Linked DNA regions of Mus musculus: region 1 is linked to region 2. Evidence: chromatin loops called from intact Hi-C (ENCODE). Cell type or tissue: left cerebral cortex. All regions are shown on one strand. Each heading gives the region's core, and the rest is flanking DNA. Links, peaks and the distances in the headings are about the cores only.

Region 1 (4,391 bases), core at 143-4,142, 58 kb after region 2:
AAGCATTCCACCCTCCTATCTTTTTGCCCCTCTTAGAAGCTTCTGCTATGGGTGGAGTTGGGGCTTAGGAAGACTTTACTAAAGTGGGTCTTCTGGTATCAGCAGGGGTTAAGAACTCACTCCATGGACTCGATACTGGTAAAGGCACAGCAGAGGAGCCTGTGCTCCGCTCTGAGCACCCATAAGTGTGCTCAGGAAACCATGAAATGTGAAGAGCAGACCCTAGAAAAACCCAGCTGGGGTAGCTATCAGGAATATTGTGTAGGAGAGTCTTGAAGGTGACATTGAATACCAGTGCCTAGGTGTGTGTTAGGTCAGTGAGCTGGAGTCTGCTGGTCTTATTGACTGTCAGAGTCATCTTAGTGCATTGTTAAGGCTGTCCTCGTGCTCTGCTGTGCTATCAGTGTTTGTTGTAAATATTCCTACTGCAGGACTGGGTTGGATTCCTCAGATGGTGACGGCAGAAGGGTGGTTTGACTGGGTCATTTCACCTGAGTTCAGATCATTACAAAGCAGGCTTTGTGCTTTGAGACAGCAGTCTGGTTTGCATTTGTTACTAATGACTTTTGTTTTGACATTGGTGGCCATATCTGTCATTTAGGAAGAAATAATTGTGTGCTATATTATATTAGGCTGGTTTCTGCACCTGTGTATGAGGTGGTCAGCATGCTGAGCTGTCTGACAGTTGTCTAATTCATCACTTGTTTATTTTCACAGAGTAACAGTTACCCCTCGATGAGTGATCCTTACCTGTCCAGTTACTATCCACCATCCATTGGATTTCCTTACTCCCTCAGCGAGGCACCATGGTCCACTGCAGGGGACCCTCCCATCCCGTATCTCACTACCTATGGACAACTTAGTAATGGAGACCATCACTTCATGCATGATGCTGTTTTTGGGCAGCCTGGGGGTCTGGGGAACAACATTTACCAGCACAGGTTTAATTTTTTCCCTGAAAACCCTGCATTCTCAGCATGGGGGACAAGTGGTTCTCAGGGGCAGCAGACTCAGAGCTCAGCCTATGGGAGCAGTTACACTTACCCACCTAGCTCCCTTGGTGGCACAGTTGTTGATGGGCAGACAGGTTTTCACAGTGACTCCCTCAACAAGGCCCCTGGGATGAACAGTCTGGAGCAGGGCATGGTTGGCCTGAAGATTGGGGATGTTACCACCTCTGCAGTTAAGACGGTGGGTTCAGTTGTCAACAGTGTGGCACTGACTGGTGTCCTTTCTGGCAATGGTGGGACAAATGTAAACATGCCAGTTTCAAAACCAACTTCATGGGCAGCCATTGCTAGCAAGCCTGCAAAACCACAGCCTAAGATGAAAACAAAGAGTGGGCCGATAGTTGGGGGTGCACTGCCTCCTCCCCCTATCAAGCATAACATGGACATTGGTACTTGGGATAACAAGGGCCCTGCTCCAAAGGCCTCCGCCCCCCAGCAGACACCATCCCCCCAGGCTGCCCCACAGCCCCAGCAGGTAGCTCAACCTCTCCCTGTTCAGCCCCCACCTTTGGTCCAGCCACAGTATCAGAGCCCTCAGCAGCCACTTCAACCCCGCTGGGTGGCTCCTCGAAACAGAAATGCAGCATTTGGGCAGAGTGGAGGGGCCAACAGTGACAGTAACTCTGTTGGAAATGCCCAACCTACTTCTGCCCCGAGTGTAGAATCCCACCCTGTCCTGGAGAAACTGAAAGCTGCCCACAGCTATAACCCTAAAGAGTTCGACTGGAATCTTAAGAGTGGGCGGGTGTTCATCATCAAGAGCTATTCTGAGGACGACATCCACCGCTCCATCAAGTACTCCATCTGGTGTAGTACTGAACACGGCAACAAGCGCCTGGACGGCGCCTTCCGCTCCATGAGCAGCAAGGGGCCTGTTTATCTCCTCTTCAGTGTCAATGGGAGTGGACATTTCTGTGGGGTGGCAGAGATGAAGTCCCCTGTGGACTACGGCACCAGCGCTGGGGTCTGGTCTCAGGACAAGTGGAAGGGAAAGTTTGATGTGAAGTGGATTTTTGTGAAGGATGTGCCCAACAACCAGCTGCGGCACATCAGACTGGAGAATAACGACAACAAACCTGTCACAAACTCCCGTGATACACAGGAGGTGCCCTTAGAAAAAGCAAAACAAGTGCTGAAGATTATCGCTTCCTATAAGCACACAACCTCTATCTTTGACGACTTTTCTCATTATGAGAAGCGCCAGGAGGAAGAGGAGGTGGTGCGTAAGGTGAGTTGTTCTTAGGTACCTCTTACACAGGTGACCTGCACAGCAGGCTGGAGTATAATGGACAGTCTGTTGGTCTAGTGGCATTTTCCTGACTGGCCTTAGTCAGTGCAGATTAAGTTGAAACAGTACAGGTGGCATCTCATAACTTAGCTATCACATCACTGGGATGAGCCAGTAGTGTGGTGTTTTGAGTGAATGTAAATGAAACTTACTCCCGTTACAAAATATGGTAATCTGGACCCTGTGTACATGAGAACAGAGAGTGAGAATGTGTGGAAACTATTCTCTGTATTGTCTGTCCATTTAAGCACACTTAGAAATCAGTGTTTGTGGCCCAGGGAGAACAGCCATGAGGTAGCATTGGCTGCACTGTGATGTCCCACCTGCCCAAGGATTTATGCTTCCACATAGCAGTTGGAAGCTCTGGGTCTAACAGTCACTTCCTGTTGATCTTTAGGAACTTAGAAGGCCTGCAGTTTGGGAGAACTTAAACTTACATCATTTAAGTACTAAAGAGAATGGTGTGTTGAGGCAGGGGTGATAAGGAGTTGACTTGGGATCCAGATATTTTGAAATTAATGGTTATATGGTTAGGTCCATTTGGCTGGAGATATTTTTAACTGAAGCCATCTGGTCTTCATAACAAATGGTTTTCAGAAATGAGACAGTTCTTTTTTGTTGTTGTTTGGTTTTTGGAGACAGGATTTCTCTTTGTAGCCCTGGCTGTCCTGGAACTCACTCTGTAGACTAGGCTGGCCTTGAACTCAGAAATCCGCCTGCCTCTGCCTCCCAAGTGCTGGGATTAAAGCTGTGCGCCACCACGCCCGGCTTTGACTTTTTTTTTTTTTTTTTTTTTTTTTGAGACAGATCTTAATGTATATTTTGAAGCCTTTATTACTCAAAGAGTATTCATCCTGAGATTGTCGTTTCTTTTCTTGAAATGTTTGTTGGATTGGCTTCCAATCTTTTTGTCCCGAGTTAGGTAACTTGCTCATATGAATAATTAAGCATTTTGAGGAAGGAGATGTGGAGAAAGCAAGGTAGTAATGTTGTTGCAAGTACCATTAAGTTACCCTTATCACAGGTACTAATAAAACATTAAGAAAGAGATGGCATTTATTTCCAGTAACTGAAATTCTGTAGGTTTAGCTTTTTGGGTATAAATAATAGGCATTCCATAAAAGTGGCTTGTGTTCTTAGAAATAGTTGTTAGTGATTTTGTTTTGCTAGTATCATCATATGTATATTTATGCAAACTGAAGATACCTAGAGCATTTATAGATGAAACCACCTGGGACCACTGTGTTAGCACAGTACTGTTAGTGCAGTGTCTGCCTCCATTAGAGCAAGGATAGTGAATGAAACTTGGGTACTACTTTTGTCTAGTAGCTAGAGCTGTTTGTGTTCATGCATAGTTTTCTTTTAAATACTGAATTTTTAAGAGTTCCATTAAAATGCAGTGGGTGGAGCCGGAGAGATGGCTCAGTGATTGACTGGTATTCCCAAGGACCTGGATTTGATTCCCAGTACCCATATGACAGCAGTTGTCTGTAACTCCTGTCTCACGAGATCTGACACCCTCTTTAGCCTCCAAGGGCACTACACTCATGCAGTACATAGACCTATATATACTGGTAAAACACAAGCATACAAATAAATAATATCTCAGAAAACAAGAGACTGTTCGGTTCTTTAAAAATATACTAGCTCTCAGAGATTGGTGATAGGCTTAGGGATAAATAAAATTCTGCCCCTCATCTGCTTGTATCTTTAAAATCCCAATTGTTTTAAAACTTTTTCTTACTGTTTTTTTTTTAACTCTTTTAAGTTTTTTTTGTGTGCCTTCATGAGTTCACATGCATCTTATGCATGCAGATACTTGCAAAAGACAGATGAAGGTATTAGATCCACCTGGAACCTGCAGTTAGAGATGTATATGCTCAGAATGAAATCCAGGTCTTTGGCAAGAAAAGTGTTAGCTCCTAATTCTACCATCTTAAAACTTACATTATAAACTTGATTCTGAGGCAGCCATGTCTGTTAGGTCTCTGGTCTTGTGGTAAACCTTTTGAGTGACCTGCAGGGGTTAAAAGTTAATTAGCATATAGTCAGGGTCCCTGGTGGTTAGGTGACCATTCTGGAGGTCAGCATGA
Region 2 (4,391 bases), core at 245-4,244:
AAAGAGATGCCCCAAAAGAATGCAGAAGAGCGGTGGACCACATGTGCACAGACTAACTAAAGGGCTAGTACCCATAAGCTTAATAAGGCTGTTCAGGTTGGTCAAAGGATGTGAGTTCAGACTGTTCTGGAGGTGGCAGTAGCTGCCCAGGAACTGGCATGAAGATACAGAACCTCTGATGAGAAATGTATTTAGAAAGCAGACCAAGCATCCTTAGCACAACCTGAGCGATGCAACAGAAATCCCACTCCCCAAGCCACACTAGTGAGCACCAGGAACTACTAGCTGCTAGCTGCTCCCCTGTGCCATGATCAGTCTCTCCAAGGAGGGACACAGCCACAGCTGCATGTGACACCAAGACGCTCATCAGCCCAAAGGTCATACTCACATTATTCTCATCCTGTGCCCGGACTTCCTTAAGAACTTTCCTGGTTCTTGGGCTGGCCATGGTGCTGCAAGGAGGAAAACAAGCCCTTACGACAAGTTACTCTGCAAGGAAGAAAATGAACTAGCAGTGCAATAACATTACGTAATACTTTCTTCCTAAGATCTAACAGTGGTGGCCTTGCACAGTACAGGAGCCATTTACCAAGGAGGCTCTTCTCAATGAGGAAGGACACCTTAGGGCACAACTAGCAGTCAAGTAGTGAGGAACGCCACAGAGTACAGGTTTAGCCATTATGTGCCACCAAGCAGAATAACTGATAAAAAGCTGTCATTTGTAGTAAAACTCACAAGGAGTAGCCTTATTAAACCCATGAAGATTGGCTGCTCAATCTTTTCCCCCACACGAAAGAGCAGTGCCCTGATGAGAAGAGGATACTCTGCACTTCCTCTCTCCCAGCTCTCCAAGTCGGGGTAGGAAGTAGGAAGCCCTCAGACTGCAGCAAGGGGCAAGGAAGTATCCCTGGCAATGGTGTTAAGATAGCCTATAAATGGGTCCTCTATGAGGACATCTGGACAGATAAACGTGAGTAATGCAGACATAGGACATAATAATAAATGCAGACCACCTGCCTAGGGCCATTGGTGAGGACAGCAATGAGGCTCAGCTAAAATGAAAATCTCATTTCCTGTACATGTCTCCCCCTTCCTTCTTTTCATGTGTGCCTGTGTACACACGTGTGGAGTCCAGAGGAGGACACAGATTGTCTTCTATAGATTTCTAACCTATTCCCTTGGGATACTGAGGCTGGGAGCAAGCTCGCAGGATCTTCTTATCTCCATCTTCCAAAGTCGAGGTTATAGACACACGTGCAGTCATGCCTGGCTTTTATGTAGGTACTAAAGATTTGAACACAGAAAGTGCTCTCACCTACAGAACTGTCTCCCTAAACCCTATTCATTTCTCTGTATCTGCCAGTTTCAGCAATGTTTGACTTTTAACTAACTGGTGGGTCATTTAATTCAGGACTAGGAAAATAAACCCAAACTGTGCCAACCACAAGGTTGGACATAAACTAATCCCAGTGGTATGGCACACACCAGCACTGAGGGGTCTGGATGCAGGACCTGGGCCTCTAGCCCCCCAGTCAGGTGTGGTCATCCATCCCAATGGATTCATGCTGTTGCCTCTCATTCACAGGGCAACACACATACAAACAACAGACTAACACTCCGTGTGACCAGAAGCTGCAGGTTTTCAGGGTAGTTACCTTGCTACTCGCTGTTAGACTGAAAGTGACCATTCTCTATTCACGAGGTAGGCTGAGTATTAATGTGAGGTTCACATAAAAGTCAAAACAAAACGCCTCCGCCGTATATCCTGTATTTAACTTTAAATTTAAGTCTGCAGAAACACAGTGTTCAGTAAAGATCTTGACTCTCAACCCACCAACCCTCCTACATCTTAAACTCTCTGTGTTTTAGCGTGACGCCCCCGTCTGTCTGATGTTAGGAAATAGTTGTTTACTGTAGCTGTCTGAAACAAAATCCTAGTACATTCCACCTTCCTTTTTTTTTTTTTTTTTTTCCCCCAGACAGGGTTTCTCTGTATAGCCCTGGCAGTCCTGGAACTCACTTTGTAGACCAGGCTGGCCTCGCCTCCTGAGTGCTCGGATTAAAGGAAAAGGCATGCAGCACCACACCCAGCTCATTCTACCTTCCTTTTACTGCATTAATCACATGTTAGAATGGCATCCTACGACTGTGAGCACACAAATGCAGATTTTTGCATGTAGGACTCCGTTACTGGCATGACTCACTCAGGCATAAGTTAGAAGCCCAGGCATTCACTCACGCACACAACTGCCCCAGACAGCTCAAGAGCATTTGGGGAGACACAGCTAGAGCTGAGTTCCAAAGCTCTCTGCATTCTTTTCTAGCTGCTACGTGAACGTCACCAAGACCACAGCACGTTTCTGTACTGGATCCCAGTGTCCAAAGCTCTGTGGCTGCCCTCAGAGGCTTACAACCACAAATGGAGGCAAACACAGGCAAGAAGCCAGCATCTCCTAAGGCAACTCTGGATCTCTGAGTAAAACCAAGCAGAAGGACATTCTCAGCTACGGGCCTGAGACAGGGTCTCTACACATAGCTCACTGTGCAGACCAGGCTGGCCCAAAACTCACAGAGATCTGCCTGCCTCTGCCTCCCAAGTGCTGGGATCAAAGGTGGTGCCACCATGCCTGACTTGGTTTGGATTTAAGAAACTCTTCCTGTGTGGTAAACTTTGGATATTGGAGAGAAGTTAGGGTTTGGTCTGGGGTTTTTTGTTTTTTCAAGACAGGGTTTTTCTGTGTAGCCCTGGCTGTCCTGGAACTCACTCTGTAGACCAGGCTAGCCTCGAACTCAGAAATCTGCCTGCCTCTGCCTCCCAAGTGCGGGGAACAAAGGCATGCTCCACCACTTACTTCCCTGCTCAAATTAATCATCTTAAATGTTGCTTAATAACATGAAAATAAGTATCTCTCAGTTTAACCAGCCTAAAGAAGGCCTCAAGAATCCTTTTTTTTTTTTTTTTAAGATTTCTTTCTTGGGTGGGCTCACAAGTGCATGCCTAGAAGCCTAGAAGGTGGGAGCTGAGTATCTCCTTCCTCCAAGTGAGTACCAGGATCAAACTCAGGTAGTCAGGCTTTGTGGCAAGCACCCCTACCTGGTATCCATATCACCCACCCTTAAGAATTCTTAATAGCTGAAATGAAAAAAAAAACAACAAAATACTCTTCCTTCAGGCAGACATACCTAGTAGATAATGAAGCAAATAAGGATTTCAAACTTTAGTGAGCTACATGTCACACTAGAGAACATTTGCTTCTTAAATGGGACGTGATGTACATCTGAGGTCAAAGGGGACATCTAGGGACATAGCTTGGCCCTAAGGCTACACAGTATGGGTGACCAAAAACCGTTCAGAGAACACAAAGAACCCATGTCTAAGTTATGCTTCTTCACTCTGAAGAACAGACGATATCAGATCATCACCTCGTCCAGAACTATAGTTAGGGCTTCAATGCTCTAAACATTGCACAGCTATGGAACAGTGTATATTACTTCTGACTTGTGGGTGCCTTAAGAGTGCAAATACAGTATATTCTATTGCCAGGTACAATTGAGAAAAAGTTTAGAAGCTTGATCCTGTGGGGGTCTGTTGTTGAGATGTTTTGTTTTTCCTCCTTCCGCAGAGGACTCACTTCAGAGACCAAGAAGGGAAAAATCAAACAAACTGAGGTTAGAAAACCTGGCTTACCGGCACCTCTGGACAGAATCTTCTTTCGAAGTGAAGGGCTGAGGCCCTTTCCCGACAAAGTGGGCAGTGCAGAACCAGTCTGCGTCCAAGACTGCTCGGGACCAGAGCGCTGAGGGGCCACGTAGGTCCCTGCAACCGCTAGGCTGAAGGGCGGTAAAGCTCACAGGCCGGGAGGCAGGGGAGGGGGGGTCTGGACGGCCGCACACTGGGATCCTGGAGTTTGGGGTCCGAGGAACAAAAACGTCACGGGTCGAAGGACTGGAGAACCCGGGGCCAGGAAGCTGGGAAATGGGAGGTACGCGGGAGGCACCGGGGAGTAAGTCAGGGCTGAAGACCGGGGGCGTCGGACAGTCACGGTATTGGGGGACCAGGGGCCTAGGGCTGCAGAATCGAGGATTACAGGGCCAGGAACTGGGTGATCTGAGAGCCGGAAGGGCAAGGAACTGAGGGTCCGCGGATGCCCGGTGTCCTGGCCGCAAACTCACCTGCTGCCCCCAGGAGGTCGGGTCCGGCCGAGGTGCCAAGCTGGACTAGGCGCTCAGATCCCCCCACCAGCCGCCAGCAGCTTCCGGCTACGTCGCGCTTTGCAAGGGCTCATGGGAGGCCTCCGAGGCGGTACTTCCGCCTCTGTGCGCGAGCCCGAGGCGAGGCTTCTTTTCCGGTCTGTCTAAACCTTCGGCTGAGCGCCAGGTTTGCAGGGTTG

What was found. Hi-C counts contacts between places; a loop is a spot of excess contacts. Peaks named below come from ENCODE experiments on the same cell type or tissue, not always from the same donor. Only the 100,000 strongest peaks of a DNase experiment are listed, where the experiment ranks them.
Region 1: a loop joins it to region 2, with 2.7 times the contacts of the local background. A loop is called at or near these places in 29 of 42 quality-filtered maps.

The regions. Positions count from the first base shown.
Region 1 is chr2:180,908,534-180,912,924 of GRCm38, reverse strand. It overlaps Ythdf1 (YTH N6-methyladenosine RNA binding protein 1), which reads left to right. Exons shown (of 5, transcript NM_173761.3): 4 at 718-2,238. Among named protein-coding and RNA genes, the nearest start is that of Ythdf1, 10 kb to the left of the region's middle. In left cerebral cortex, for the core only: no CTCF peak of the experiment used is centred there; a DNase peak (open chromatin) is centred at 1,787.
Region 2 is chr2:180,967,112-180,971,502 of GRCm38, reverse strand. It overlaps Arfgap1 (ADP-ribosylation factor GTPase activating protein 1), which reads right to left and starts at 4,278. Exons shown (of 14, transcript NM_145760.3): 1 at 4,174-4,278; 2 at 3,689-3,901; 3 at 389-452. The coding sequence starts at 448. In left cerebral cortex, for the core only: no CTCF peak of the experiment used is centred there; a DNase peak (open chromatin) is centred at 2,232; H3K4me3 peaks cover 1,097 bases; H3K27ac peaks cover 553 bases.